2 separate regions of the Homo sapiens genome follow, and region 2 is linked to region 1. The links are chromatin loops, found by intact Hi-C in ENCODE. Cell type or tissue: adrenal gland. All regions are shown on one strand. Links, peaks and the distances in the headings refer to the core of each region. The heading gives the core; the rest is flanking DNA.

Region 1 (16,492 bases), core at 6,242-8,741:
TCATTGTTTTTGTTTGCTTGTTTGCTAGTATATTTGTTTGGCAACTGTGGTATTATAAGAAACATATTTGGTTTTTCTTCTTTGTTCTTGGCACAGAGCTCCTAAAACCCTTGGAATTTCCTGAATGATGAGAATGTCTTTTGTTATTCATAATAAGCTCCTTTTGATCACACTGAATTTATACGAATCAGGTAACTTAGGGTGGAGCCCTTAGATAGCCTCGTGATGGGACTGGCCACCAGAAGGACCAAGTGATTCGAGAGTGGAGACTTTTAGCTCCACTGACCCAGCTCCAAGAAGAAAGGTGAGGGGCTGGAGATTAAGCTCTGAGAGAACTCTTGAACAATAAATGTTGATGTGCTCCTGGGCTGGTGAACACATCGAGGTGCTGGGAAGGTGGCACCCAGAAAAGTCATGGAAGCTCTGCACCCCTTTCCTCACTCCTTACCCTATGCATCTCTTCCATTTGGCTGTTACTGAGTTGTATCCTTTATAACATCCTTTGTAATAAATCAGTAAACGCAGAGTACTTTCCTGGCTCTATGAGTCATTCTAGCAAATAATTGAACTTGAGGAGGGGGCCATGGGAACTCCTGATTTTACAGCCAGAAGTATGGGTGGCCCAGGACTTGCACTTGGCATCTGAAGTGAAGGCAGTCTTGTAAAACCGAACGCTTTTAGCCTGTGAAATCTGACACTAACTCCAGGTAGTTAATGTCAGAGTGGAATTTAATTGTTGGACACCCAGTTGGTGTCTGGAGAATCAATAATTGGTTGTTAGTGTTGGAAAACACTCCAGTGACCTTGGCTAGACTAGTTTGCTGAAGTCTATTTCCTGGACACTGTGCAGTCTCTGGTGTTACTCATTAGAGGGCACAGACTTGGGCATGAGCAGAGTCCCTTGACTCCCCAAATGAATCTTAACAAGATAAACAAAGTAACATAAAGAATCATCTCACAACTTACAACGCAGATGAATTTAAAAGCCAGGTGATAATAAAATAATAAATATGCAAGGGATTTTTTAAATTCTCCTTTTATTACTTTTTACTCTTTTTATCATAAAATATTCATTTTACATGTGATTATATCAAGTTTTAAATTTACATTCCTCAAAAACTCTCAAAGCCAAGATTAAAACAGAAATGCACTCATACATTATTGGATGCTGTGCAATTTACTCAGTATTACTTAGCAATAAATATCCCCTTAAAATCAGGCCACCACTCACCTCGCTTTAAAAGTATTATTTTGACATAAACTAGCTATATACTAGAAAACTTAATTTGCTATTGTTTTCTTTTTTATGATTTATGTATTTATTTTAGGGTCTCAGGTACATTAAATTGGATTATGACACACTCTCAGCAGTGGTCCTCTAGTTATTTAGCCGGTTATTTTTAAATAATGTAATAAGCACTTGTAAACCTATAACCCCAAAATAAAAGCTAAGATCTTGATAATAATCTACATCTAAATATAAGAGTCTTTCATTCCCCATCCCTCCCTACCTCCAGCCAAGGTAACCATCTCCTAAATCCTGTGTTCATTATCCACTTGCTTTTCTTTTTATATAGTTTTATTATACCTATATGTAATCTCAAAATTATGTTTTAATTTTAAGTTCATAAAGATATAACATGCTCTATGTATTGTTTTCATTATTTGATGAAGCTCTTGGGAAAATTTAATTGGAGCCTTTCATTACTTGTAAAACATCTGGCAGGAAAGAAAAGTGAAAGAAAAACTTGGGAATAATCATTTTTAGAAAAGAGAAGTGGGACAAAATTCAGATATTAGGAAAGATAAATACAGGCTATTGTCTTACTTTCCATAGTTCGGAAAGTTTAAAAGTTCTTGTTGGATGACAAATGTAAGTCATCACAGTGTAGTAAAGAAAAAAAAAAAACAGATTGAAGCTCCTTTCACTCGGCTTGCGCAAGTATTTTTGTCTCTGAGCCTCAGCATCTTCATCATTAAAAACAGATTAAAGATATTACTGGTAACTCTCGGGAAAGTATTTCCAAAATAATCTGCAATATGTTAATAGGTGTGAAAGGGGAAAGGGTTCTATGGTCAAATAAATTTGAGAAATGCTGAGTTAAATAGGTTTCTTGATTGCAGATCTTCTCAGATCCTTGAATTAATGGCCTGCACTATAAATCTACAAAATGGCAATAATCCATACAACACTTCCTAAGCTAATTTCAACATCAAATCCTTTTCTTTAGAATCACCTTTTAAAACTGCTATTTAAGGAACAATGACTCAGAGACTTTTTGAAACTTAAATGACATAATAATAGAAATGATGAATAGGATTTGGACATGCAGATGCAAGAACAGAGGTAAGCACTTTCCAGGCAGAGGAAGGAGGATGAGGCCAAGCACAGAAGCAAGAAAGCAAGGGCCAGGAGGGACACAGGGTGATGAGAGGCAGAGGGGAGATGATGGGAAAGTACCTTCAGCATCGAGGCAAGAGTTGGTGGTTTTCTTCTGCAAGTAGTGGAGAGCCCCTGAAACTTTCAGAAGAGGAAATTGACAAGGGACAGAGAGTAGAGCTTTCGGAAGGTTGCTGGGGCTACAGGCCATTGCCTGGATTTAAAGCAGACAGGCCAGGGTAGGGGGTCAGGAAGCCTAGTTAAAGATAGCCCCAGGAGAGGTGATGCCGTGTGCTGACTTAAGCAGTGGCAGCGGGGATAAGGAGGTGGAACTAAATAAGAAAAGAATCAAAAGTGATATTGTCAGGTCTTGGAAAAATGACACTGCAATGGGCAAATCCTTTCAATTGTTCATTCAACCAAAATTCACTGTGCGTCAAGCACTGTGCTCAGCCTTCTGGATGCAGTGGGAAATAAGATACTCATGGTCCCCGCCTTTGTGGAGAGTCAGAAGGAGAAGACTGTTCTGAACAAGTAGTTACATGTGTAAGGTGTGTTGCCGAAGGGTCAGTACAGGGAGGATTTCTCTGAAAGGAATTCAGCAATGTTTTCCCACTAAATAACAGTCCTTTGAAAAAGCAGACAGGATATTGAAAATAATCCAGTTTAACAGAACTACATAATCATTTTTTAATAGCTCATCTGATCAAAGGCACGTATTCCTATTCTCTGCAAAGAACATAGAGTGATGTCTCTACATAGAAAGGGTCTCCTAGTCTTTTTTGTCTCCATCTATTTTTGCCTTCAGCTTCTAGCAGACCCCTGGGGGAAAGAATATCACACCAACAATGCACCTTTGCTTCTCCGCAGCCCAGCATGGCCACCAGAGCCCAGCATTCGTCCCCAGGAACAGGACTATGAGCCTAAGGTCTTGCATCCCCTTTTTAGTGCCCTTGATCATCTGGTGGTCAGTCTCCAGTCCCCTTCCACCGAAGCTGACCACTTGGGTAATATGCCTGCTTATACTATGAAATCCTGAGAGCGGAAGAGATTTCTTACTATTTACTTTCTCCACTGGCTTCTAAAAAGGGAAACCCTTTTGTAGTTAACACTCTGGTGGGTATGGGAATGCCGGCATGGACCCAGAGTAGTGTTTAGTCTCAGTCTGCCTAAGAGAGTGAAAAGAAATGAAGTTTCCCATCTGTGGTGATGCATTCTCCAGAAGCACCCAGAGGCAAGGGTGACCAGGAGAACAGCACCCTCCTGGAAATTCACAGATATCCTGGGGAGGGTTTCAGACTTCTAAGTGGCATAAAGGGGATGGAGGGAGTGGGGGGCTTCAAGTCATTTATTCTAGATATCAAAAAACATAGAGACCTTTAACTGATATTTTCGTTATAGGAGGATGCTGTCCTTCAAAATCACCAGAAAATTTTTTAAATTTTTGCCCCCTTTTAAGCAGGGGAGACTTCTTTTAAACAAAAGCAAGACAGAATTCAATTACATAAAACAAATATGAGAGGTCTTCAAAAAGTTCATGGAAGACACATCTTATGAAAAAACTATACATGGATTTAAAAAAATTTTGCACCAAAACAAACTCACACTAACCTGTACTGAATGTCTGAACAGGATCTATTTTGAGGCACTAAGAAGGATAAGACATCAGTTTGCAAAGATCTCGTATCAGAGCTACATGGATTCTGCTAAAATTGGACCAAGAACAAACATCAAATTTATGCAGAAATTTGGGTGGAAAAATGGTGAAATCACTGATGCTTTATGAAAGTTTATGGTAATAATGCCCCAAAGAAATCAGCAGTTTAAAAATGAATAATTAATTTTAATAAGGGATGAGGCAATGTTGAAGATGAAGCCTGCAGTGGTAGACCATCCACATCAATTTGGAAGGAAAAATATTATCTTCTTTATGCCCTGATTAAAGAGAATTGACATTAACAGTAGAAACAATAACCAACATCATAGACATCTCAATTGGTAACTTACGCAATTCTTTTTTGAGATAAGGTCTTACCCTGTCATCTAGGTTGGGGTGCCATGGTGCAATCATAGGTCATCACAGCCTCAAACTCCTGGACTCCAGTGATCCTCCTGCCTCAGCCTCCTGAATAGCTGGGACTACAGGCATACACCACCACACCCAGCTAATTTTTAAATTTTTTGTAGAGACAGGGTCTTACTATGTTGCCCAGGCTGGAGCACATACAATTCTAACCGAAAAAAGCAAAGTTGAACAAACTTTCTACTTGATGGGTGCCAAAACCATTGTGCCCAGCTCAGCTGCAGACAAGAGCACAGCTTTCAATGGAACTTTTAAACAAGGGGGATTAAGATCCTGAAGCATTTCTTTGAAGAACTGCAACAGGAGATGAAATATGGCTTTGCCAGTATGATCCTGAAGACAAAGCACAATCAAAGCAATGGCTACCAAGAGGTGGAAGTGGCCCAGTCAAAGCAATAGTGGACCAGTCAAGAGCAAAAGTCATGGCAAGAGTTTTTTGGGATGCTCAAGGCATTTTTCTTGTTGACTTTCTGGAGGACCAAAGAATGATAACATCTGTTCATTATAAGAGTGTTTTGAGAAAGTTAGCCAGAGCATGAGCAGATAAACACCCAGGAGAGCTTCACTGGAGAGCCCTTCTCCACCGTGACAATGCTCCTGCTCACTCCTCTTATCATACATGGGCAATTTTGTGAGAGTTTCAATGGGAAATCATTAGGCATCCACCTTACAGTCCTGATTTGGCTCCTTCTGACCTCTTTTTGTTTCCGAATCTTGAAAAACTTTTAAAGGAAACCCTTTTTTCTTCAGTTAATAATGTAAAAAAGACAGCATTGACATGGTTAAATTCCCAGGAACCTCAATTCTTTACAGCTGGACTAAATGGCTGGTAACATTGCTTACAAAAGTGTCTTGAATATGATGGAGGTTATGTTGAGAAATAAAGCTTATATTTTTTATTTTTACCTTTTAATTACATTTTCCCAAGAACTTTTGAAGTTGCCTCACAGATTTAAAAAGGGTGGTCTTATGATAGACTCAAAGGGTGAGTTGGGGCCAAAACTTCCACCTTGCCCCACCAGAGGGCCCTAAGAATCTGTAGAGCATAGATTGAAAACCACCGATCTAGTTTGGCCCTTCTAATTTTACAGCTGAGAAAATAAAAGCCCAGAGTGGGTCCAAACCCTTGAGGACCACAAGCCCCTCAGGAGGAAGAGCAGGGGCTAGAATTAATGTCACTTGACTTTTTGTCCAGGGCCTTTTCTACTTCCTACCCCTTATCTGGCCACAACTGTGGGAACACTCATCTGATTCTCATTGACCCATTCATCTCCTGTTGCTGGTTGGGAAAAAAAAAAAATGCTGGCCCTTATGGCTTCAGAAAAATATAAATAAAAGCATTTCACATATTGAATATAAGATTCAGAATGCAACAAGAATGAATCTGTTTGGGTCCATTTCTATTTTTCTGCAATTTAAAAGTCAGCAATTATAAAAGGTTTGGAAGCAATGCAATTATTCACTTACAGTACAATAGGGTAAAGTTAAGAAAGAGACCATTTCCAGGAACTTAAAGATACTGGATGAATGTGCACAGAAGGGTATCAAGGCAGACTCATTTCCCCAAACCGTCAGCTTCTCCGGTTCCCTTAAGCTGATGGGAGAAGATAGGGTGTGTCTCAGTTTCACAGACGAGGAAACGGAAGTGCAGAGATAGTATGGGAAAACATAAGTTAACATGGGAGTCAGAACTAAAACCCACCATCAAAAAAAAAAAATGTGATAAGAGGGGAGGAAAGGAGAAAGAAAACATTGAAAAATAAAGCCTTCCTCATGTGTTCATAGCATTTGTGGGTCTCAGACCATGTTTATACACATCAGTTTTATTTGGGTACTTCCGTTACAAGAGGTTAGAAAATAATTCAATATTATATGACCAGCTCTGTTTATTTATTTTATTTTATTTTATTTATTTGAGACTGAGTTTCACTCTTGTTGCCCAGGCTGGAGTGCAATGGCATGATCTCGGCTCGCCACAACCTCCGCCTCCTGGGTTCAAGCAATTCTCCTGCCTCAGCCTCCTGAGTAGCTGGGATTACAGGCACACGCCACTACACCTGGCTAATTTTGTATTTTTAGGAGAGATGGGGTTTCTCCACGTTGGCCAGGCTGGTCTCAAAGTCCCGACCTCAGGTGATCCGCCCACCCCGGCCTCCCAAAGTGGTGGGATTACAGGCATGAGCCACTGTGCCCAGCCTCTGTAATTTAAATCACAGGCTTTGGAGTCAGATATTCTCAATCCAAATGGCAGAACCAAGCACTCACCTGCTGTGTAAACCTTGGGTGGAATCACAGTCTATGACTTAGTTGCCTCATCTGTAAAATGGAGAAATAACCTCACTCACGTTATATGATGAGTGTGGATATGTATGTAAGATGACGTGTGTGACACATTGGCACAGTACCTAGGACACAGTGAGTACTCGGTAAATACTACTGCTTATTATTATGAAAAGTCTGACAGCAGACCAAGAATGGGAACCAGTTTTCTGCTCAAATTCCTCCAGGCACCTCATTCAGCAGATGTTTGCAGGTTTTAGATAGTCGCATTGGGCTTGTTTTTTGTTTTGGTTGGTTTGAAACAGGGTCTTGCTGTATTTAGGCTGGAGTGTCATAGTGTGATCACAGCTCACTGTAGCCTTGCACTCCTTGGCTCAAGCAATCCTCCCACCTCAGCCTCCTGAGAAGCTAGTACTATAGGTGCACACCATCACGCCCGGCTAATTTTTAAATATTTTGTAGAAATGGGGTCTTGCTATGTAGCTCAAGCTGGTCTTGAACTCCTGGGCTCAAGTGATCCACCCGCCTCGGCCTCCCAAAGTCCTGGGATTACAGGCTTGAGCCACCACACAGCCACACTGGGCTGTTTCTCATGCTCAAAAGTAATGTCTCATCCAGAAGAAATGTTTAGGACAAGGGCTTCCCTGACCTTTGAAAGAGCGTGTTTAATTTCATAATTGGGCAAGTGTGCCCTCATGTGGCAATTCGTGGGTACAGCTTCTGATTTGTGACTAGAAAAATGATGCAGTGACAGCAAGGTGTTCTCCAGGCTCAGTTCAGAAGACTCCAGTTTACAAGTGGGTCTCTGATTCCAAAGGGAGTTGTAAACCTTTGCTTCTGGAACTAATGATACATCTTCTCTCACTGTAATAAACACCGAGGTTAAAAGCCAGCCGGGCACGGTGGCTCATGCCTGTAATCCCAGCACTTTGGGAGGCCGAGGTAGGCGGATCATGAGGTCAGGAGATCGAGACCATCCTGGTTAACACGGTGAAACCCCGTCAGTCTGATGTCGGAAGCCTATTAAATTATTGTCTACTTGCAATAGTCTTAGGTTTCACTCCTGCAAATAATCCTGTTTCACATTATGTTCTAAAAATATCAAAATCCTTGAGACTCCCCCAAACTATGTCTTTCTTGCCCTTGCTTTTAACTCTATTTGAATTTACTTTCTCAAGACCCTTCTTCTCCGTGTGATTTCTACTCATCTATCAAGACCATCTTAGAAGTCATCTCCCTCAGCAACATCCCCAGCCCAGATTAAGCTGTCTGCTACTCCCTGGTTCTCATGACACTTTGCATTTTCTCTGCAAATCCCTATTATGGGCAATTTTTCTTAGCAATGAGCAACTTGGACTAGTGTAAGCCCCATAAAGACAGGGGTCTTTTTGTTTCATCGACATAGCCTTAGCCCCAGCGACAATGCCTGATAGACAAGGGGATATTTGAAAGCACCTGCCACATCAGTGAATTGTTCAGTTTCTTTTTCACACTCCTGGGACCATCTGTAGTACAGTACAAACACTCATATTATCATAAATTTTATTCACTGGAAATACACAGCTACCCATCCTCCAAAACCTGTGTTTGCACATCACGTGGACTTAATAATCTTCTGCCTGCGTCAGCCTTCAAATGCCTGTCCATCTGGATCTCATAGCAGCCCGGAAGTGTTAATACATTAGTCATGAGCTGCTGCAATAGGCAGGTCTCAGTTTCCCCAGAATTGCAGGAAACCCTCCTCTATTTGTCTCAGATAAGTTGCTATCCCTCCACTTCTGCCAACCAACCTCTCCAGTGGCCACTGACTGCTTGGCTCAGAAGCTGAGGTGGGAGAATTGCTTGAGCCTGGCAGGTCAAGGCTGCAGTGAGCTGTGATTGGGCCACTGCACTCCAGCCTGGGTGACACAGTGAGACCCCGTCTCAGAAAAGAAAGAAGAGAAGGAGTGAGGGAAGAATGGAGGAAGGGAAGAAGGAAGGAAGGAGGGAAGGAGGAAAAGAAGGAAGGAGGGAAGGAGGGAAGAAAAGAAGAAGGAAAGGAAAGAAAGGAAGAAAGGAAGGAAAAGAAAGGAAGGAAAAAAGAAAAAGAAAGAAAGAGAAAGAGGAAGGAGAGAGAGAGAGAAAGAAAGAGGGGGGAGGGTGGGGGAGAAAGGAGGAGGGGGAGTGAGGGAGGAAAAAAGGAAGGGAGGGAGGAAGGAAGGGAGGGAGGGAGGGAGGGAGGGGAGGGGGGAGAAAGGTATGGGGGAGAAAGGAAGGGAGGGAGGGAGGGAAAAGAAAAGAAAGACAAAAAATTGAGGTGACACAGCTACAAGACAGGGAACATCAAGGATCGCCAGAAGCTGCCAGAAGAGGCATGGAACAGATTCTCCCTCAGAGTCACCGGAAGGAACCAACCCTGCCAAAATCTTGGTAACAGGTTTCTGGCCTCTAGAACCATAGGAGAATATATTTCCCTTGTTTTAACCCACCAAGTTTGTGGCAATTTCTTACAGCAGCCCTAGAAAACCAACATGCCATATAAATAGCAAACTAGAGAATATCATATACAGTAGGTGCCATTTATGTAAAATTTTATACCCATGTATAGAAGCCTACAGGGATGCCTGGAAGAATGTTTTCCAGATTGGGATTGGAAATAACCTCTGACTAGTGGCATTTGGGATGATTTTTCCACACTTTCAGATTGGAATAACTTAAGACTTAGATATAAGATATTTGGAAAGAATTCTTTTATATATTTCCTCAGCCTGTGAGATCCAAATGCAATCTTTCTAGAACCTTCCAAATAAGATCAAAAGGATGCCTTGTAACTCCCTTGGATACCATATCCCTTTGGCACAGCCTAAGTCCCACTCATGGGAGAGGATACCTTCCTTGCAGCTCCTTGTGGAATACTTGCTGTCTTTAAAGTAGCTGCCAGAACTTTGGCCCGCTCCTGTTCAGTTCAGACGACCTGGGTAAGGCCTAGGAAGCAGTCCCTACTGCCCCATGCTCACTGTCACAGCTTTCTAGTCTCTTCCCAGCTTCACTGCACTAGAGGGAAAATTGAAGGCGAAAACTGAAGTTGGCTAAAAGCTCCTGTCTGTGGATGCCTCCTGGCAGCATTTGACTGAACCAGTCCCTGTTTTCCATGCTGAATTCTACTGCTACTTTCTCTGCCTTGCAGAAAAAAATTTTGATTTTCATTACTTAATTAGAAGGCTGCCCATTCTTTTTCTTTAGTGGAAAAGCACTTGACAACCAGCTCCATCACTTATTAGCTCTGTCACCTTTGAGCAGTTTTTGTTCTCCTCTCTGTGCCTCTATTTTCCCATCTGGAAAATGGGGATAGTAATTATTTAGGGAAAAACTCTCTGAAATCATGTTTTTCCTCACCTCTCATACCACCACAATAACCATCAACATAGAAGAGGACATCTGTGACCAAACATGAGGGGGTTTTCCCCCATTCACCAAGCAGCGGACACCAGCTAGGTGCCCTCCAATTCATTCCAACACTATTTATCCGGAGATAGTGTCAGAACCCATGGACTGAGGACTCAGTTCCCAAGACTACCCCTCAAGCCAGATACCAGTTGCAAGTTCAGACCTCCAGAGCATGTGACCTTCTGGCTTCAAGTTGGGATTCCCATAATCCCCTCTAGGTTTGAGATTTGCTGGAGCAGCTCACAGAACTCAGGTAAACACAGGTAGTAGCTTATTATACTGAGTACTGCAAGGGATACAGGTGAAGAAATGCATATGGCGAGCTATGGGGGACGGGACGCGGCGCTTCCATGCCCTTCCTGGGCACACCACCCTCCAGGAACCTCCAGGTGGTCAGCTATTCTATTCATAAGCTCCCCAAATTCACAGTCCTCTTGGGTTTTTTTTGTTTTCCTCTTGAGTTTTTATGGAAGGTTCATAAGGTCCCCAATCCTTTCTCCAGGATATAGGGTGGGATCCTCCCTGGGGAGGATCTTGAGACTCCAATCAGAAGGGTGGGGAAAGACTAGAGTCCTGCCTTGGGGCAAGTGAAAGGAGGGCAGGAGATTCTGTTTCCTGAGGCCAAACACATCCAGCATTATAACAAAAGCCTGTAACTTGTGTTATGGGAGTTATGAGCCAGGAATCATAGATGAAAACCAGTCTTTATCACAACACTACAGTAATACTATCTATTTTGTTCACTTACTGCAACAAGTAAATGAGTTAATGAGTTAATACATATAAATTTGACGTGAGCAGTGCCAGGCTCATACTAAGTGCTCAATAAAAGTTGCCCATCATCACCATCATCATCATCATCATCATGTGCTTCCTCGGTCTTCTCTTTCTCCAGCGGCTGCCCTTCAGTGAGGCTAAGATATTTGGTCTTTCAACCCAGGTACATTTTAAAGGCTTGTCTGGCAGACTCTCCAAAATCCTCCTTTATTATCAATCTTTTGGATGTTCTATGTCTATAAAACTTCCTCATTGATTCAACCCCATAGATCAAATTCTTCCCTTCCAAATTAATACCCAACGTAATGATCCAACATCAACTACATTTCTTGTCCTATCATCTGTCCTGGCATGTGAGTCCTGGGGCTTGAGGTATCTGCAAGCTAAGCCGGTGTCTCTTTGGGTTTGCCTGCCACAGATACCAGCCTGCCCTCTGCAGAAGAAATACACATATCTATAAAATATCTGTGGCTTACTTTTTAATTTTTTTGAAACAGGATCTCATTCTGTTGCCCAGGCTGGAGGGCAGTGATGCAATCACAGCTCACTGCAGCCTTCACCTCCTGGACTCAAGCAACCCTTCTACCTCTGCCTCTGAAGTAGCTGAAATGATGTGCACCACCACGTCAACTAATTTTTTATTTTTTTTTTTGTAGAGACAGAAGTCTTGCTATGTTGCCCAGTCTGGTCTTGAACTCCTGGGCTCAAGCAATCTCCCGGCCTTGGCCTCCCAAAGTGCTGGGATTATAGGTGTGAGCCACAGCACTGGGCCCTGTGACCCACTTCTATGACTGGATTTACATAACACTCTGCATAGATCACCTCCCCTTGAATTTTCTGCAAAAGGTCTTGTGCTGGAACTGGCCTAGAAAACGTGAACGTGGCCTGGTCCTGATACGTTCTCAGACCCAGCCCTCACCCAGCAGCTCAGGGACCTAGATCAGAACCACTCTTTTCCTGATCCTCTCCTTGTGTGAGAATATTCTGAGCACAATTGCTATTTGTGCTGAACAAATTTGCACTACTTGGCACCATTCTCCTAACAGTTTGGCTGCCACATGATAGAGCCACTCTTTGGCTCAATTCCAGGGAATGATGAAATTCAATAACAACTAAATGCCAATCTCAGTTCAATATTACAGATGGTACTTGCCGTCTCCAAGTGTACCCTCAGAGCTACACCTTTTGTCCTGGAAGAGGGTGGTGGTGTAGTCTGCAGTGAGGTAGTGAGGTCAGTTGGCCAGGCACATGATTAGATTCCTGGAGAATGTCAGACAACCATCCTGATTCTGAGTTTGGGGGGATGTCATTGCAATCAAACAGCATTGCAAAGCATCCCTGCCAGAGGACAACAGCAAGTAGAGACACTGACAGAGCACCTGGGGGCCAGCTCCACAGGAATTGTCCCTGACACTGTGGGCTGGACTTCAGTCTGACATCACTAGATGCACTGGCTGGCTCTTTGAGTGTTAATGCATTGTTATACTTCCATGCTGGTCGGCAAAGAGCTATTGCCCAGAGCCTCCTGCATGCTCCCTACTATAATAACATTCCCAGCCTCTCCCTCTCAGATCACTCACGAATCACCCCACCACCACCACCATCTTTTTTTTTTTTTTTTTTTTTTTTTTGAGACAGAGTCTTACTCTGTCACCCAGGCTGGAGTGCTGTGGTGTGATCTCAGCTCACTGCAACCTCCACCTCCCGGGTTCAAGTGATTATCCCGCCTCAGCCTCCCAAGTAGCCGGGATTACAGGTGCCTGCCACCACACCCAGCTAATTTTTGTATTTTTAATAGAGTCAGGGTTTCACCATGTTGGCCAGGCTGGTCTCAAACTCCTGACCTCAGGTGATCCAATAGACTCAGCCTCCCAAAGTGCTGGGATGACAGGCCACGGCACCCAGCCACCACCACCACCTTTATTTAACAAAGGGTAAATATTTGGCACAAGAGGGGCTTCTAGGCCTCTGCCTCAACACTACCTCTGCCTATTCCTGATTAGTCAGGGCAGGTTGTTAAATATTTCCATTGCCAACCTTGCCAGGACCCATTCACAGAAGGAAGGCTGGATTGATCAGAAATGAGATGTGGAATGTTTGCCCCAGTAAAGCAGCATTATCAAAAACAAAACCAAGCATACACATCTAGGGATTTTCTAAACTCCTTCCTCAAGCCAGCCAAGTTGGTGGCCAAGTTATTGAACTAGTAACACAGACTTAACCAGCCAGCCCTCTACCTGGAGGAAAATGAGAGGAGCTACTAGCATGCAGGAGGACAAATCCAGTGAGGACCAAAGGATGACACAAAGACATATTCTGGGGCCAGGCATGGTGGCTCACTCCTGTAATCCTAGCACTTTGGGAGGCCAAGGCAGGAGGATTGCCTGAACCCAGGAGTTCTAGAACAGCCTGGCCAACATGGCGAGCCTGTGTCTCTTAAAAAAAAAAAAAAAGAGAGAGAGAGAGGAAAAGGAAATACCTGGCCAACTTAAACCTCTTTTTGTTAAGAATGAGAATTCTTAAGAGATAAAAAGTAGATAATTTTTTTATTTCAAGGATAAAGGAAGATGCCTATTATTATCTAGGCATGTAGAAAATTGTAGGCAATGGAAGAAAAATGGAGCTAGCCTCAGTGTACTCCAGCAGCTACATAAAATTCTGAGGGGGAAAGTTTGCAAAGCAAGATTTCAAACCCCAAGAAGTCATCCATTGTTCATTATTTAAAGCAATAGAAAGACACTCTAAGGTATCTGTAAGGTCTCAATATGCCTCTGCCGTACCTTTCCATAAAAATACTATGCAGTTGATCTGTACGTCAAAATAAAGAACTCTATAATAGAAGACTGTATTACAGTAGGACAGATAATCAGCACTGAAATAATTTAAACTTAGAACTAAGATGAAATAAGTATTATGAATACAGTTTCAAAATAATGCAGATGTTAAATAATTCTTGGAGAAAAAAAATACATCAGTATGGTAACGAGCATTAAACTTTGTCAAAAGTCCCAGACTATACCAAAAACCTGGGATGCAGACAGGCAGAGAAGGTGGAAGAAGTTTTAAGTGGAAATTTTCTCCTCTTATAACACTTATTGAGTGTTTGCAAACTGCTTTAAATGCCGTACATGTATTATCTTATGTACTTTAATACTCATGCATCTATGAGGCAAAGATCATTCCTATTTTATAGGTGATGAAACAAATGGACGGAAGCTAATTACTTGTATAAATATAGGGAAAAAAAACCTTTGGAAATATACGTGAGGAGGAAGATAGTAGGAGAGGAAGATTTACCTACCTTTAGGTCTAATAAAACAGATTTAAAATAAAATAAGCACTTAGAAAATTTAAATACTAGAATTAATATGCTTGATTTAATATATATTTAGCCTCTCTAACCTGCAGTTTCCTCATCTATAAAAAAGGGATGGGACTTCCTTCCTGTTGTAATGTTCTAAGGGTAGTAAAAGGATGCTTCATCTCAACAGACAACCCTGCATGTTGGGGCTATTTGTTGAGCTTTTGGAAATTCCAGAGCATAATTTCTAGGAGCTGAGCTGTTCATCCCAGAATTCTGGACTCAATCCAAGGAAAGGACCAAAATTCCCCTTTGCTTTCAATTGCAGAACTGACCTGCGCTCCTGAGTTCCAGTGGCATGGAGTGTTCTGGGAGGGGCAGCTGGGATTCTGCCCATGGTCGAGGACAGTACTGGAAGTCTGGCAGGAATTCTTCATTGACACATGAATGAGAGCGGGTGCCCTTGGTGCTGACTCTTAGCTGGAAACCCTCTTCTTCCTCCTCGGGCTAAGCACGCCCCCTTTGGGGTAAAGGATTGGGCAGGGCTCCTCTCTGGTGTCTGCTCCTGGAGATAAGTCCTTGATGACTCTCTGCAGCCTCCCATTCGGGAGATAAATTTCCGATTTGGGAGGAAATCACACACCCCGCCCCATGCCCCAACAGGAGTTGCTACATCTCCCATCCCTCTGCAACGGTGGGAAGTGACTACACCCACCCTTCCCCAACCCTGGGGGATTCCAGAATTTGAAAGTTCAGAGCTGGAAAGATAAACATCACTGCATATCCCTCACTCCCTCAATTGTTTCTCTTCAGGAACAGAAAAGGAACAGAGAACCAGACTGTGCGGAAATTCATCCATCTGCGGGCGTTGTTAAGGGAACTGTTGCTGAAATTACATTTGTGGGTTCCTCCCTTTCCTCCTTGTCAACACCCCCACCCACCTCTTAAGAAAAGAAAAGAAAGGAAAAAAAAACCAACTTTGATTCTTAGTCCACGGTGAGCTTCAACTAGCTTGGCCCTGCAAACCTCTTCTTGATTTCCAGAGATGAAACTTAATGTAGTAAAATTAGTGTGAAATTTGGTGCTGGTTTTCTCACTTACAGCCTGTGTCACTTAGAATGAATTAACTGCCCTGTAACCGGGTTACCTGATCCATTACAGGAAATAATCCTATTTCCTCTGCTACTTCACAGGGTTGTTGAACAAAAGGACATATTGAACCCAAGATCTTTTTTTTTTTTTTTTTTTAAGAAATGGGGTCTGGCTCTGTTGCCCAGGCTGGTCTCGAACTCCTAGGCTCAAGCAATCCTCCTCCCTCAGCCTCTCGGTAGCTGGGACTACAGGCTTGAACCCAAATTCCATTTATAAATTGCAAAATAGATATCATGTGAAAGAATCTTATCCTCAGTTCCCACTGTCTCCTTCATGTATCCTACCTGCCAACCAACTCAGTTAGTGTTTTTGCCAAATGTGGAGGACGATTTACTTTTTTTCCAGAACAAGTCTTTGTTCAAACTGTTTTCTCAGTCAGAGATGTTCCTCCTCTATCTCTGCCTTCAAAATCCTTTCCATCCTTCCCAGTCCAGTTGAAATTCCCTTCCATCCCAGAAGGCTTCCACATTCTGATGTCTCTTTGCAGAATCAATTGCTCTCCTTCTGAACCCCTCTAGCTTTTTCTTTGTTCCTTGATGTCGGCACTGACCCTATTCCGCCTTACATTCGCGTTCTTTCTGTGCCAGCTTATCCCTGCAATAGACTAACCATGAATCATTCACAGGCAGCGCCTTTCATCACTGCATTCCCAGTGCCTGGCATTTAGCCTGGGCTGGGGACATAGCAGTGGTGATGGTAAGAAAGGGACAGGAAGAGGCCATCTGTCTCATGTATATGTGCTTGTATGCATGGATTTTTTTTGGAGAAAATTTACACCTTACTATTTCCCAAAGGAGTCTAAGGAAACATTAAAAACAGAACACAACTCAAGGACCAATGAGCTAGAGTAAAAAGAGAACAATACGTTTCAAGGCACCTGGGATGTTGTTTACTACAGTTAAACCCTGGATTTATCACTGAGTTTCCTGGATAAAAGGGAAACACACTGGCTCATATACTTCTCATTGTACAATAACTTTGGAATCCGATTGGAAAAAGAAAATTTTCCTGGCACTGTGTTTAAGGAGAAATTTATCAAGTGGATCTTTATATAACAGACATGAGGTCACACAATGAGCAGCATCTCCAACAG
Region 2 (16,492 bases), core at 6,321-8,820, 230 kb before region 1:
AAAGAAAAATAATCAGTGCAAAGATTCAGCCAATATTGACCGCATGCTGGGTCCTGTCCTAAATGCTTGGTCCTCATAAGAGTCCTATTATTGTCACCCTTATAGGCACAGATGAGGAAACTGAGGCACAGTGGTCAAGTACTTGCCCAAGGACACAGATAGTAAAGAGCAGAATGAAGTCCTGAACCCAGGAATCTGCTCCAAAATCTGTACCCTTAACCATGTTGTACAGAGAACCTCAACCCCAAGGTATTATCCCATGGAAATGGGTCACTGGCCTCGAGTCTCCTGCAGCTCAGAACCACAGACCTTAGATTCTTTCCTAGTTTCATGTGATGCTGGCCTCAGATATCAAAATTCGAATTCAAATTACCTAATATTTATTGAACACCCATTATGTACCAGAAGCCCAGTCCTCTGCCCACTGCAACTTACAAAGATGAGAAATGAAGATGCCATTGGAGGGGCCCACTGGCTGGGGCCCACAAGAATGAACAGAGATTAGGAGCACCCTGAAGGAAGAGTGACCGTGGGAAGGGTGGGGCATGGTGGCATCCAGGGACGCCCTGTGTTTCAGGAGATGCTGAAGCTCTCCATCATTGACATGCTCTTCACCGTGGCGAGCATTCTGCTCATAGACTTCTTCCGAGGACTTTTCGTGCGGTACTTAAGTGACTACTGGTGTTGGGATCTGGAGAGCAAGTTTGTAAGTAAAATGCTGTGTCTGTTGGGAAAGTTTATATGGCCAAATCCATCCTTTCTCATGTTGTGGCTGGGAAACAGTCCAGCATAGTTGAGGGGGACACACGGAAAGAGAATACAAGTGGGAAGAGATGGGTGCAGAAAGCTGAGCTTCTACTTCCTTTTTTTTTTTTTTGTCTGTTTTTTGTGTTTTTTGAGACAGGGTCTTGCTCAAGCGATCCTCCTGCCTCAGCCTCCCGAGTAGCTGGGACTATAGGCACATGCCACCATGCCCAGCTAGTTTTAAAAATTTCTTGTAGAGATGAGGTCTCACTATGTTGCCCAGGCTGACCTCGAACTCCTGACTACAAGTGATCCTCCTGCTCAGCCTCCCGAAGTGCTGGGATTACAGGCATAAGCTACAATGCCCAGCCCCACCCCTTTCTTAACATTTACCATTTGCTGGGATGGCCCCACAAGCACTGATCTCTAAGTGTTCATAAGAGCAAAGAAGTCTATATAGGTGTCTGTAATTAATTGGTTCATGCAAAGAACTTTGGAACTTGTTTAATGCACAAGTTTATTTTCTCTTGTAGCCTGAATATGGAGAATTCAAAATAGCTGAGAATGTGCTACATTTAGTCTACAACCAAGGAATGATTTGGTAGGTATCAAAGTTTCTTCTTGCCTTTGCTTACATCTCATCTGGGCTAAGATTTTAATTTACTTAGTCTAGATGGGACACGACCATAACACAGTTACATAAGCATTAAGAAGGGATGTTTCCAAGATTATTATTTCACATGTATATTACTTTTATTAATGGTTTCCTAAGAATTTTGCAGGAAGAAATTAAAAAGAAAATAATCCATGTTTAAGCTACTATTGGTCGCAGCCGAAAAAAATCTGCACAGAAACCAGTAGAATACACTCTTAGGGAGGACTTGGGGAAGGCTGGAAGGAGAGGCTGCTTCTCCCTCGTGAGGACTTCAGGAGTGGCTGCGGGGGACCTTGGCCAGTCTGTCCTCGCTCGCCACCCTCCCTCCATTTCCTCCTAATTTTCACTTAGACACTGGGCCCAGGAGTACAGCCATCCCCTAGACTGCTCCCCACCCTTGGGGAGGCAGGAAGTAGGGAAGTCTGTTCACCCATGGCGCCTCCCAGCCCATGGCATTCCTGTCCTTGGAGACACTGAGGAGCTGATTTTACCTGTTGGACCAGAATAGTGCTATTTGTTAAAACACAAGCAAACAAACGAACAAAAAACAAGAACTTGGGATATTCCATACATCCAGAAAACATTCTCTTCATAATCATTCAGTAAAATACATGGCAATTGAGAGGTACAAAGTAATACGCCTCCTGTCAAATTCTTAGAGCCACTGTATTTTGCAAAATATCTTTACAAATACAGTATTAAAAATAATAGGTGACATTTATTTAATAGTGCTAGATATCAAGTACTTTTCTACCTGTAGTAACTGATTTAATCCTTATAGTAAACCCATGAAGTAACTGCTATTATTTTCCCCTTTTTAAAGATGAGAAAACTGAAGTGCAGAGAAGCTTAGTGTCTTGCCTAACATCCAACAGATAATGATAACTGAACATTTCTTGTTAGAAACATTTTACTTAGGAAACATACTCTTATGTCCATGTTTATTTTCATACCACTAAATCCAAATTCCACAAGTATTAGATTGAATACGTATCCAATATAAACTGATTTAGACTTAAGTCTGAAGACATGGGTTTTGTCGCCTAGCTGCCATTTCTTTTCAGGGTGACCATAAGTCCCAGCTTCCCTGGGATGATCTGGTTCTTGTCTGTGGGCTCAGTTCTTTCATTCCCCAAATCTCCCAGGTTTGGATGATATAGAGTCAGCCTTAGCAACATGTCTTTGGTTTCCCCATATCTGCCCTTGTTGTCTATCAACTGGATATTTACCTCTCCTCTCACTATTGCAGAAGAGTAAACAAACTGAAATGTGTGAGGATGCTTAATGCCATATCCAGCAAAACTAGGTGCCCAAAATATGTTGATTAAACCTGAAAGGCAGTAATTTATTAGCACAGTCCTCATCATAGACAAGCAAAACCAGGAGCTGGCCCCAAATAGTAGTTATCCATTATTTGCCTCCTTCCCAGAGGATTTTCCTTTGCTCAGCTGTGAAAAGAGAGACAAACAGTTGTCCTTTGCAAATATAATATTTTAAAATAGGATCAATACCCACCTTCAGTGACTTGTCTTATCTTTAGAAGGTGGAGGGTTGTGGTCTCGGGACTTCAGGGGCTTTTCCAGTCCTTTAAGCTTAGGGTATAATCCCCAAAGTGTCAGAACCATGTTCCTGCATGGGGCTTCCATAGTCCTGGGAGATAGGCTGAAAGAGAACAGATGCAAACTGACCTTCCTCATGGTTCCAGGATGGGGGCCTTCTTCTCCCCATGTCTCCCAGCGTTCAACGTTCTCAAACTCATTGGGCTCATGTACCTGAGAAGCTGGGCTGTGCTGACCTGCAATGTGCCCCACCAGCAAGTATTTCGAGCCTCAAGGTGAGTAAGAATAAGATCTGATCATGCAGATAACTATATATACATATATATAATCCATGCCTGCCTTACCCAGGGGTCCTCTAGCAAAGGGTCCCCCCAACTCTCTTCCTGTCAAAATCTTGCCTGTCCTCCAATTTTGTCTCCTCCAAGAGCCATTTCCAATGTCTTACTCTTTCAATGAATCATTACTCCTCTTGAACTCATGACACTTTTAAAACGTTTTGCCGAAGTTTAATAATCCTTTAGAAAAAAAGTACACAAATCGTAAATGTTTAGCTTGATTAGTTTTCAAAAACTGAACACAAGGCACTCAGATCAAAAAACAAAACACAAATGGCAACCAGAGCATGCCCACTTGTATGTCATTCCAATCACTGCCAACTTCTAATGGCATAATTAGGCTTGCCTGGGTTTTACTTGATGTAAACGTAATCACACACACACACAGTATGTGCTCCTTTGTGCCCAACTGCTTACACGCAACATTGTGTTTGTGAGATTCAACTCACTGAGAAAATATACCCCAATTTCTTTATCCTGGCTCCTGTTGACGGGCATGTAGGTTGCTTCCAGCTGTTAGCCATAATGAGTAATGCTGCCTTGAACATCCTAAGTATCTTTGTTGCATATATACCTAGGAATGCAATTGCTGGGACACAGGGCATGCATATGTTCACCTTTAGCAAATAGCACCAAAAAGTTTTCTAAAATGAACACCCCATTTTACATGTCTAGCAGCATTATATGAGAGTTCCAAGTGTTTTATAACCTTGCCAACACTTATTCTTTTAACTGTTTTAATTTTACCAACTTTGGTGAATTCATAACACATTCTAAATACTTTGATTCAGTTATTTTACTTTGACATATGGTTATGTGTGTCTATATCAGTGGCTTTCAAACTTTTGCTCATGACCTACTTGACAATGCATTTTATCTGATGACAGTACACATATATTAATACATTCAGAGATATGTTTTGATATATTTATATATGTTATATATGTGTATGTATATTTATTATATGTATGTATGTCTGTGGATAGACAAAGATAAAGAAGTTTCACAACTTATCACTCTCCTACTACATTCTGTGCTCTCTGAAATCTTCTGTTCTCTTTTAGTCAAGTCTTTTTCATGAGAGAGAGAGAGAGAGAGAGAGAGACAGAGACAGAGAGAGACAGAGAAACAGACCAACAGAGAGTACTAGTTGAAAGTAACTAGATTGACCCCTCATTCTCTTTTCTGAACTGTGTACAGGGCCTTGCACACCAAACAGATCTAAGCTGCCCTCAGGGGAGCTCTGGGCATCCAAACTCCCTGACACTAGCTTAGGGCTCAGGGACCGGGGCTTAATCAGGTAGAACACATACCCTGGGCAGCCACATGCGGAGTGGATAAGAGGTTGAGTGCAAATCACACCCAAGTGAGAGAGTCAGGAATCATAAACAAAAGAGCCAAACCATCCCGAGACGTAAGAGACAAGTTCAAGCCTGGGAATAGGAGAGGGAACCATTAGGTAAGGACCCAGATGGATGGGCAATGCTTCTAAGATTTTTCCATAAATTGAGTTTACTGTGTGGAACTCCTGGGTGCCAGGGTGAGTTCACCACTTTTATGGTTTGAGGTGAACAGGTGCTCAGCAAATGTTTATTAGATGAACAGGTTGGGTGGGAGATCTCTGAAGTTCCTTTGAACGCTGATTTCTAGGTTTCTAAGCTGCATGTGACCCTATGACAGATCCATTTGTAGGTAACCCTGAGAGGAGGATTTTTAGTTTGCAAAGAGTCAGGGCAACCGTTTCTGTGGCAGCTCTTTGGGCATATGCAACCCTGGCAACTGGCTATGGAGTGAACTTAACACATGACATCTGATTTATCTGCAGATCCAACAACTTCTACTTGGCAATGCTCCTGTTTATGCTGTTTCTGTGCATGCTGCCAACCATTTTTGCTATTGTCCGATACAAGCCATCTCTAAACTGTGGGCCATTCAGGTAAGTTTCGTTCCCAGCTCTGCCCGGAGTGACTGACAGCTGTAAGGGAATTAGATCATATTGAACTGAATTCTCCTCCAAGCTCACAGAGCAGGTAAACAGGATAGAAAGATTGCAAACCCGCATGTTTTAAATCCAAGACCAGGGCTCTTTCCTTAATAGAAGGCTGCCCTTAGTATAATCATCTCTGTGCTCATGTTAAAAAACACAATCCTTTTAAAGTGAAAAAGAGAAACAGCATTGTTCTGTGCTAGAGGACATTCTACCTGGTCAAAACACAGAAAGCTTTTATTAAACCACAGTGCACAGCACTTTTTTTTCCTATATTATCCAGCTGTATTCAAGCAAAACCCTCTAGTATCTTCATCCAGCATTCAAGTCAGCTTTGATACAATATGGAATATTTAGTCTACCTTAGTGTACACGATTAGAACACACACATACATGCAATGTGATTAATGACCCCATCTTCCATCCTCCATATTAATTAGATATGAAATCATTTGAGGAATGTTATGAATTGGCCTCCAGGCATCCAGCCATTTTCTGATGTCTTGCAGCATCTTTCTGCCAAGAGCAATAAAATCTGGAGTTATGTTTTTCTTTCTCACAGTGGACAAGAGAAAATTTATGACATTGTGTCAGAAACGATTGAGAAAGACTTTCCTGTGTGGTTTGGCTCCGTGGTTGGACACATCAGTAGCCCCGTGGTCATCCTGCCCGCAGTACTCCTGCTTTTGTGAGTACCACACCTGCCAGCTTTGGAGGGACTTCTGTGTGTTTGGCCAACAAGAAAACGCTGCTTTCCAATAATTACATAAAATTTATTAGTTCATTCAAAAATCACTTAGGCTTAGAGCCTGATGATCTCAACAGGGACTCTGAGTCACACACCAGAGTCACATGAGGCACTGTGCCATGGAGACACAGCCACTGGGTCTCAGCGAGGGGCGATGAGGGAGCACTCCATTGCCATTGAGGTGGTTATTGATCCATCAACACCATTTGGTCAATTACTGTGATCACTAGAATGGGGCTGAATGCCATTATCATTTTCTAGAAACTTAAATAATCCTGAAAAGGAATTTCACAACTCAGCTGAGTAGCTTTGGCTTATTTTGGTTTAAAGGAAAAAAAAATAAAAGTGAGTGGATCCTGTACTCATAGCTTGATAGACTGCAAAATTTCTCCCCCATTTTCAGTTCTTCCTTATTGCTATCACCAGTGCAGAATTCCAGGTCAACGAGGGTGCTGTGGAAAGCCAGGAAGAGAAAACAAAAGCAGCCCCTTCCCAGTGCTCACTGGCTTGAGAACTTGCTGATACATTTTGTCCTTAGCGGAGGGTCAGTGGATAGCCCGCATCTGGCCTGGGAGCCTCTCATTCCTGCCAACTATCTGCAGGGAATGTGGTCTGAAAAGCAGAAAAGCGAGTTGCAGTCCACTCATTGTCCTGTGTTGTTCTGTCCTAGCATGCTCATCTATTATCTCCAGAGCATCGCACGGTCTCTAAAGCTCAGCAACCACCAGCTCAAAATGCAGATCCAAAACGCAAGTATTTCATGAACTTTGCTATTATGAATATGTGTCAACCACATGACTGAGATCCCGCCAGCGTGGGAATACAAGTGAAGTCACATCTTCAAGGTTTCTGTGACTCTTGGCCACCCACTATGGTGCAAGGCCACCAATCCCCAGATGTCCAAGAGTTATTTCTAAGAATACCCAGGGATGGCTCCCCTTTGCTAGGAGGAAGCCTGCTCCTGTTTTTCTTCCTCCTCAAGAGGCCTTGCAGCTGCCTCGAGCCTTTCAGTGCCCACCCTGTGACCACACCAAGCCCTCAGTGTGCCAGGTACTTTTGTGAGCTCTGGTAGATTGGCAGGGGAGAGAAAGGGCCCCTTCCCAATCCTTGTCAACTTGGGCATCTGAGCCCAGCAGCACTGTTTGTCCCTAAAGCCTCACCTCTTTCATATCCTTTAGATGTGGCTGTCATTACGTTCTCTCCATGGGGCTCAAACCCTATCTCTCAGAGCAGTCCCAGGGAGACACACGCTCCCAAAACTCCCACAATTTCTCCTCCTCCACATACCCCAGGTGTTCCCTTAGTGCCCTGGGTCCTCCAGACCCCAAGGAAGGATCCCAAGACTGGGATGAGGCCAGTGAGGCTCCCAAAGCACCACATTTAAGGAGGCTCTGTAAGCGTAATGCTGATTCTGTCCTTTCACAGCCCTGAAAATAAGTGCCTCCTTAAATTTGGCACCCCAGATGCCTCACTGACCTCACCCATGCAAAAAAACTCCTTCCACTTCTATCAGAAAAAAAAAAAAACTTCCCATGAACATCAATTCATGCAAAGAAACACAAATTAGCTTCTAATTGGAAATTCATTTGGAGTTACAAAGGCCATTTTGGTGGAAACATACATCTCCAGTGTTGTCGATCTGTATTTTTTTCTTTGTGATTCAGGCAAACTATTATGGACAGAATCTAAACATGGTCTGTTAATTAGCTGTCCCTAAATAAAACTGGCTAGGCATAAAACTTCAGCTCTCAGGTATCTGCATTTATTCACTCAAATAACAGGCCCGAGCCCAGAGCATACCGTCCATAGGGGGCAATAGTAGTACAGTTATGGTCCAAGGTAAGAACTATGGCATGTAAATCTTTTTCTCTTCCCCCAGGAATAATATTTGTTACTGCTTCCTGCTAAAGCCAAAACAAACATGCATATCATTTGCATTTTAGGCAAGATCAGAGGATAAGAAAAAGGTTGCCCAGATGGTAGAAGGTAAGTATTTCCGTTTCTTTTTGTTGTTGTTTTTTTGTTTTGAGGCAGAGTCTTGCTCTGTCGCCCAGGCTGGAGTGCAGTGGTGTGATCTCGGCTCACTGCAACCTCCACCTTCCCGGTTCAAGTGATTCTCCTGCCTCAGCCTCCTGAGTAGCTGGGATTACAGGTGCGTGCCATCACACCTGGCTAATTTTTATATTTTCACCATGTTGGTCAGCCTGGTCTCAAACTCCTGACCTCATGATCCACCCACCTTGGCCTCCCAAAGTGCTGGGGAGAGCTAGCCCCTAGAGCTAGCTCTAGGTGTGAGCCACTGCACCTGTCCTAATATTTTTTTTAAATGCAGAGATCTGCTGTCTCAGTTAGTGGGCATTTAAAAATACAGCCATTTAAAGTAGTTTGCGGTATACTACCAATACAAATTCCTGATAACCTGTGTTTTTTCACCAGTAACTATGCACAATAAAATAAAATCTAGGGATATAAATGTTGTTTTAAATCTTTAATTTTTATATCATATCCAGGCCCATGAATAATCCCAAAACATGTGTAAAATCAGAAGGAAGTATCGAAGTAGGAGAGGAAAAGCAGCACATTCACGTGGATGAAAGCCCAAAGAATCTCTTTGTCTGGGTCACTTTTGTATACTTCCTCTCCATGGCCCATCTCTTCCTTGCAATGTTCCCTCCCAGGTCCCTTCCCTGAGCCTCCTTAGGTTCTGTCCTGTCCCTGCAGAGCAGGGAGAATGGAAGCATGTGGCGTAGAAGTCTGCTGTGGCCTGAAGGGAAGAAAGTGGGCAACGGCAGCTCGAAGGAGATGGATCTGTTTCTCAGGACCACTAACAGAGTGCTGTGAGCTAGAAGGCTCACTGGGCACCATTAACATGGCACAGCCTACATGAATGAGAATGGGACCCAGAAGGGCTTTAGGGGCTAGCTCTCACAGCTGTTGCAATACTTCACTAATTGGAAGGGAAATATTCCTCTCCAGAAAAATGTCTGAGCAAGACCTCTAAGGCCTAAGGATTATGCTTGCTTGCTCCATCAGCTTTTCAGAGAGAAGCCTACAATTGATAATGATTACTGAAAGTGACTGTGGCTCACGCCATAAAATGCCTCTGTAATCGTCATCGCTTATTTGCCAATTAAGCGTAATTAAATTTAGTTCAGGTCACCTTCAAAAGCCAGAATCCACATAGACTGTTTCAGGATAACAATAGCATTGTCCAGTGTTCATTTTCCAGCTCGAGACCACATCTTTTTTCAGAATGCATGTGAACTGTTTCCAAAGAATCATAATTGTTGTGTAAGCTTTATTATCTCCATTGAATAGATAAGGAACTGGAGGCCCAAAGCTGTTAAGTACTTGCTTTGCCTCATGGGAGCATCAGATGGAGCACTGTAAAGCCTTGTGTTCACTTGATTCCTCCTACACTCCCAGCTCCAACTTGCAGGGATGAAATCATTTGAATTACAGAATGTTTGTTGCCCACTGGTTAGGTGCATTTGTAAGTGCACTCAATTGTTTGCGGACCAACTCTTGGATGTCATAAAACCCTTGCAACTCAACTCATCTGAAGTTGTCACCTGCTCAGTGACACCTGTCTTCTCACAACACCTCCCTCTCCCTGCAGCCCGAATCCAGACCCAGGAAGAAAGCACCAAGAAGCTTCCAAACGACAGTGATCTTACCAGCCAGCTGTCCTCAGCGCACTCGGGCACACCCCAAAACAACGGCAACGTGGCCCATTTTGACTCAGGGAGCAGCAAGAGTGGCAGGATAGAGACAGTCGCACAGTCCATGCCCCAGAGCCCGAGGCCAGGGGACAGGGCTCCTAGCTCACCTCTCCCTGGGGTCCCCAAATCCAGGCTAGAGCATGAAACTAACAGGTGAGGCTCCACTGCAGCACAGATTAAAACCTGGAATGTGAGAGATTTGAAGGCCTCTGCAGCTTCAGGAGGCCAAGGCCATTAAATTCTAATTCTCCCAGAAGGCATGGGTCAGGAGACTATGACAGCTGGTACTAAAAAGAAATGGAGGCGGGGTGGGGGTGTCAAAGTTTATCAAACAGGACAAATTCTTCCTCCTAGGTTATCTGCCATTTAACTTGTAAGCAAACCTTCCAGCCAACCTAGGATAAACATTTGTCTAGGCTAAGAAAATAACTGTTTATTTTTTAGTTCCACAGTGGCCATATTATTGGCAAGATCTTCCATATTTTAGCCCTAGTCTGGTCAAGTTATTGGCAAGACCATTTATGCATTACATGGGGTCAAAGAAAGCAGTAGATCCCTTCCTACTTTAATGGAGGTAGGACCCCTGGAAAGATGAAGGGGATAGACCTGCGGTGGCCCAAACTCATATGGAGAATTATATTTGATCTGAATGTAGCACAGCGAAAGCAATATAGATAAAATACAGGGGCTCTCTTTTTTAAAGATAATGACTAAGTTAGCAAAGAACTTGAAGTCTTGTTATATAAGGAGTTGTCTGCCTGTCTCTGTGGGGTCTTGACAAGGAGAAAGGGTTCAAACACTCCTTGAGAGGCCCCTAGGGGTCAAACTACAGCCACCATACAGATTCAAGTCTTTATCAGGAAGAACTTTTTTTTTTTTTTGAGACTAGGGTTTTGCTCTTGTCACCCAGGCTGGAGTGCAGTGGTGCAATCTCGACCCACTGCAACCTCCACCTCCCAGGTTCAAGCAATTCTCCTGCCTCAGCCTCCCGAGTAGCTGGGATTACAGGCACCTGCCACCACACCCGGCTATTTTTTTGTATTTTCAATAGAGACCAGGTTTCACCATGTTGGCCAGGCTGGTCTCAAACTCCTGACCTTAAGTGATCCACCTGCCTTGGCCTCCCAAAGCGCTGGGATTACAAATGTGAACCACCGTACCTGGCCAGGGAAGAACTGTTTAATATGTACAACTCCCCTCCACCCACCAGTGGAAACTCAGAGAAGTGCTTGAGAAGTCAGACAGCTGCTTAGCAGAAAGGATGAGAAACTGTGTTCCTAACATGTGCTTCACAGACACTAGTCCCACTATGTGCCTCTTGACACAAAGAGGGCTCTGTGAGGAAATACACTAGCATAACACCCCTCGCTCTGCAGTCTTCATGGAGACTCATGTGTACATCACTGATTTAGGTTCTGAAAATTCCAGCAGTAAAGAAAACTGTTTAGCCCTGTCCCCCAAATGTCTCTGTGCACACAATCCATACCCATTAACCAGTTGGAACCAGCCTCAGTGAAAATGCTCAGAGAACTGCTCACAGCTCACAGTCCTCAGGTGTGGGGCTCTGAGACCACCAAGGCCACAGCTACTTAACCGCCCCTGTCTTACAGGTATCTGCACGGTCTGTGTGCAAGCACCAGTGACCTTCACAGGAACAGATCGCGCACACCTATGACATTTACAACGCACATCGAAGATGTACACTCAGAACCTCTTTTCCGAAAAGACTTTCAGCAAATCAACCCTCCTCACCGTGGACCACAGGCCTCGACTTTGCTGGCACAGGGTCCCAGGCCCCACGCCCCCAGATACTATGTCATTAATGAATGTGACTCTTACAAGAAAAAACATCTAAATGTCTGGCCAGAAAGACATTTCAAGATAGATGCTTCAGGTGACATTGTGGAGCTGTACCCCAGGAACGTGCGACAATATGCATCCCGGGTCCCCCGCCAGCCTCCCTCCCCACAGCTGAGTGAAGAAGAGGAGGAGACGCCAAGCAGAGATTGGATCAAACGGTCTCTTCCCCCACGCTCCCTGATAGACCTCCGTCGGGCTCCTCATTTTTATATTGGGGAGAGGTCCGAAAGTCAGACCCGGGATCCCGAGCACCAGGGGAGGGTGCACTACAAGTCGTGGAATGAAGATTTTGAGGGTCACCTTGAGAGGCCAGCCTATGTGCCCAGAAAGCCACGATCCCGGAATTTCCAATACCCACAGCCCCCTCTGAAGCCCAGAGGGAAGCCCAGGTTCGAGCCATCCCTCACGGAATCTGACTCCGTGTCGGCAGCATCCAGCAGTGACCAGCAGAACAGCAGCGCTGACCAGTACCTGCAGGTCACCCACAGCCAGGGCAGGTTCCCGAGGTCCGTGGGCCAGCCCAGCAGGAGGAAGGCCAAGTCGGGGCAGGAGCTGACCGTGGATCTGGATGACTTGATTTGTTCAGATGTCTAGGCTTCCTCCAGTGTCCCGTTCCTAGAGGTCAGGCCCCTGTTGGAGTGCTGGGCCAGCACATGGCATCTCCCTTTCTGGAAAAAGAGGTGAACAAGTGTGTTAGAGACCTGAGGGGCATGGTCAGCGGCTGCTAGCTGAGGCCCTGAGGCTGACAGGGCTACAGATACCTATTCTACAGCTACTGTTAGCCAAATTTATCCGAGTTAGGTGGCACCAAAGTATGTCACCAGCAGTGAATCATCACGGGTCTGCAGCAATCTCAATACTTGCCTCCTCGGAAGAAAGAATTTGGCAGAGGGGCTCAAGACAGAAGGAGAGACTGAGGCAAGTTTTAGAGCAGGCATGAAAGTTTACTGAAAAGCTTTAAAGCAGGAATGAAAGAACGTAAAACATACTTAGTAGAGGGCCAAGCAGGCGACTTGAGAGATCCAGTGCACTGTTTGACCTTTGACTTGGGGTTTTACACGTTGGCATGCTTCCGGGGTCTTGCGTTGCTTCTCCCCACGATTCTTCCCTTTCTTCCCTTGGGGTGGGCTGTCCGCATGCGCAGTAGTGGCCTGCTAGCGCTGGGGAGGGGAGCATGCGCAGTGTGTTTACTGGAGTTGTGCACGCGCTCACTCGAGGTTCTTCCCTTACCAGGGGAATGCTCCATTTTGTCTCTTAGTGCGCATGTTTGAGCCCACTCGCCCAACTCCTGACATTTTATGGGGAAGCTGCCGATCACCAGTTTCAGGTTTTTTCTATCTATTGGGAGACTGTCGTTCCCTGGTGCCAGCTGTGACCAATTATTATTTTAGAGAGACAATCAGCAGCCACCTGACCATCACCTGATGGTCGCCTGACATTCCTGGGGGTTGTGTTGAAGAAGGAATTCATGAATTTTACAAGTATAATCAAAGACAACCAAAAATTTTTACTTTTTCCTTCAAAAGCTAAGTGTAGTGTAGCTCCCCCATAGTCTAAGTTAAAGAAGAACACTAACTGCCTGTTTTTCCTTCTGTGCTCAGCAAGCCTTATCTGTACTTGCTAGTTTCACATTCCTTGAGGCTCAGCGAGTTCCTGCTTCACCACCCTAGCGCAGCTGCAAAGTTACAAGGTTGATGCAGAAACATGGTTTCCCAGGGATGTGGAACATGTAGTATAGATAAATGTAAAAGACTGAACAACTGCCTTTGCTCTCGCTTCTGTAAGTACGCTTCCTGCCTCGCGTACTCCCGGCCACCGACTGCTTAAAAGGTGGCTGCTTTCTTTATCCAGGGCTCAGACTTTCCTGGACGCTAGTCCTACTGAGCCAGGTGATCACCTTTTAATAAAGACCTTTCCTGAACTCACTCTGTTCAGTGTCTCCCATCTTTGATTGTCCCACAACATTTCGTTGGCAGGAGCCCCCACTGTCTGCTCATGTCTAACTGGCTACCTACTGTAACACTACCACACATGAGCAGATTGTTTCCGTGGGGCTCTTTGCATCCAGAAGCACATCAGGCCATCATTTCAATGGAACTCAGTGCTTTGCCTCCTTTTGGGTTGACCGCAAATCATAAGCAAGCCAGAGATATCTCATCCTGCCTGCTGAAGCCTCAGCTGAGATATCGGAATGATACGAGTGAACTGTTTGTATTGCAATGCTGTCTTTCAACAGACAAAAGTCATCTTCTCTAATAAGCACCACAAATCAGATGGCCACCCTTAAAGATATCACAATGCTTAGTTTGTATGAATAATCAGTTTAGTAATGACAAGAGGAACTAACATTTATTGAGAACTTATTTTACTCTGCTAACTGGGCAGTATATCTGTATTAATGAGTCAGGACACTTAGATTGGAAGTAATCCATGATTTATCCCTAAGATTTGCTGGTTTGCTTAACTGGGAAGGATGGGACTCAAGCTAGCCTCAGGCCCAACTGGAGCCAGGGCATTAAAGCACCCTCAGGAATCTCTTTTCACCTCTCTGCTCTATTTCTATGTTTGTTGACCTCATTTTCTCCTACTGGCAACAGGCTTCCTCCATGTAGTCAATGGAGAAGGAAATCACAGCCACAGAAAATGCCAGGTTTACACCATCCAGCCAATGAGCCCAGAGGGAAGAACAGCACTGTTCCCCCCACCCCCCAACGCCCCCTGCCCCCTCTCCCCTTCACATTATCTTCACCTTTATGGGCTGATGTCCTTGGATCCTTCTACGGGCATTCTGCAGGGTTTGGGCAGCAGTGTGTTCAATCTGCCATGGTTAACGAGGAGCACACCCTGATTCAAATTTTCATAACTCTTTTCACTCTAAATTGTGTCTTTTAAACATTTGTCTCCTCCACCAGATTGTGTCTTTGGAGCAAGAATGGTGTTGTATTCATTCTGCATCTTCAGTCACTGACACTTATATATTGTATTCATTTTCTATTACTGCATAACAAATTTAGTAGGCTTAAAAGAATGCAGACTTATCATCTCAGTTTCCATGCATCAGGAGTCCAGGCCCAGCTTAGGTGGATCCTGAGCTCAGGGTCTCATCAGGCTATAATCCAGGTGTCTGCCAGAGCTGGCATCCCATTTGAGGTTCAAGGTCCTCTTCCAAGCTCAGGTGATTGTTGGCAGAATTCATTTCTTTGAGGTCCTAGGACTGAGGCCCTCCACTCCTAGAGGCTGCCCGCAATTCCCTGCCACAAGGCCCTCTCCACAACATGGCTGTTTGCCTCTTCAAAGCCAGAGAGTGTTTCTTCAGCTTTGAATCTCCTTCCTTCCAGGGAAGGCCTGAACCCACTTTTTAAAAGGGCTCGCCTGATTAGGTCAGGCCCACCCAGACACTCTCTTTTGATTAACTCAGAGTTGACTGAGTGGAGATCTCATTACATCTTCAAAATCACTTCACTTTTACTATATCTGGGAGTAAAATCTCATCCTATACACAAGTGCCAGCATACTCAAGGGAAGAAGATTATATAGGGCATGTATACTAGGGAGCAGCAATCTTGGAGGCCGACCATAGATAATAAACATCTGTTAAATGTGAATGGGTGAACAAATAAATGAAAGAATTGTCCTAATGAATGAATCACAAATGGCCTGGTCACAGGGTTATATTCTAAGATTCATTACCAATTCCAAACTGAAAGAAAAGTCCGTATAAATACCACCATTTTAAATGTACACACAGATTAACACCTCTCCTGAAATTTAGGAAGAGGAGTGGACATATTTTCAAATATCTTGCTATGACAAATCCAAGAGATTGCAGTCTGCTTAAGATTCAATGTTCTACAATGCCATGAAATGGGTCTGCTTAAGACTCAATGTTCTACAATGCCATGGAAATGTGCTTTTGAGATAGAGGTGCTCATGGGAGGTTCATGATGATGGTCCTCTCTTCCTGGTGCTTGGTCTGGGACTGTGGCCTCAAGCTCCCTGGGACATTAAAACATATTTTGGAAAAGGCTGACCTTTGCTCCAGACACCTGTGGGAGCACCATTGTCTGTGTGGGAGTGGGGAGGTGCTTCTTTAGGACTTAAGGGCAAGCAGGTCCTGAGACATTCCTAAGAAAATTTGAGAGTGGCCAAACACACGCAGGGTTGAAAGTATGAGTATCACTTTCCAATGCACAACACAGCTCACATGCACTCTGGCACTTACTGTTGGGTTAGGTCTTTAATTTAAATAAATTTAAAAGACATAGAATAGTGCAAAGTCTACTGTGACAAGCACCAATATTCCTACTGTGAGAGTCAACAACTGCCAAAATTGGAATTTTATTTTATTTCCATTAAGCCATTTTGTTACTATTAATAATAAAGAAAATATTACAGATACGGTCAAAGCCTACTCTAATCCTTACACAAAGTCTCATTCCCTTCACACTAGCAAGAGTTTGGAGTACATCCATTGGTCAATTGTTTATAGTTTTATATGTTGTATGTGTGAGTATATACGTATAAGCATCCATAAACAATGTGTAAGCACATCTTAAGTAAAGAGTATTATACTGCATGTATTAATGCACATACTTATATTTTTAGCTCTAGCAAAAAATAGATCAAACTCATAACTGTAGCAAAGTATTTCATCACATGAATAAACTACATAATATCGATCCTTTTTTTTACTGATGGACATTGTAATCATTTCTACTTCTTTGCTGCTGAAAATAATGTTGCACTAAACATCTTTTATATGTCTGTCTTGATGTATCTTTTTGGCACACACACGTGCCAGTGTTTACTTAGAAGTGAATATCGGTCCTCCTAAAAGAGAAATCCCTAGCTCATAAGAGAGGAGCATGTTCATTTTCACTAG

The links. A loop is a pair of places that touch in the nucleus more often than their neighbours do. Peaks named below come from ENCODE experiments on the same cell type or tissue, not always from the same donor. Only the 100,000 strongest peaks of a DNase experiment are listed, where the experiment ranks them.
Region 2: it touches region 1 in a loop (3-fold over the local background); 7 of 110 quality-filtered maps call a loop at or near these places.

The regions. Positions count from the first base shown.
Region 1 is chr15:81,097,612-81,114,103 of GRCh38, reverse strand. It overlaps a transcript of CFAP161 not described here. Among named protein-coding and RNA genes, the nearest start is that of CFAP161, 28 kb to the left of the region's middle. RefSeq lists an enhancer at 2,340-2,499. In adrenal gland, for the core only: a CTCF peak has its summit at 7,433 (motif pointing left); a DNase peak (open chromatin) is centred at 7,364.
Region 2 is chr15:81,328,131-81,344,622 of GRCh38, reverse strand. TMC3 (transmembrane channel like 3) reads left to right here. Exons shown (of 22, transcript NM_001080532.3): 14 at 578-706; 15 at 1,278-1,345; 16 at 3,105-3,233; 17 at 5,119-5,229; 18 at 5,843-5,968; 19 at 6,699-6,777; 20 at 7,972-8,014; 21 at 9,648-9,903; 22 at 11,361-13,535. The coding sequence ends at 12,204. It overlaps TMC3-AS1 (TMC3 antisense RNA 1), which reads right to left. Exons shown (of 7, transcript NR_120365.1): 2 at 12,082-12,278; 3 at 2,915-3,061. Among named protein-coding and RNA genes, the nearest start is that of TMC3-AS1, 12 kb to the right of the region's middle. In adrenal gland, for the core only: CTCF peaks have their summits at 7,650 and 7,860; no DNase peak of the experiment used is centred there; H3K27ac peaks cover 1,075 bases.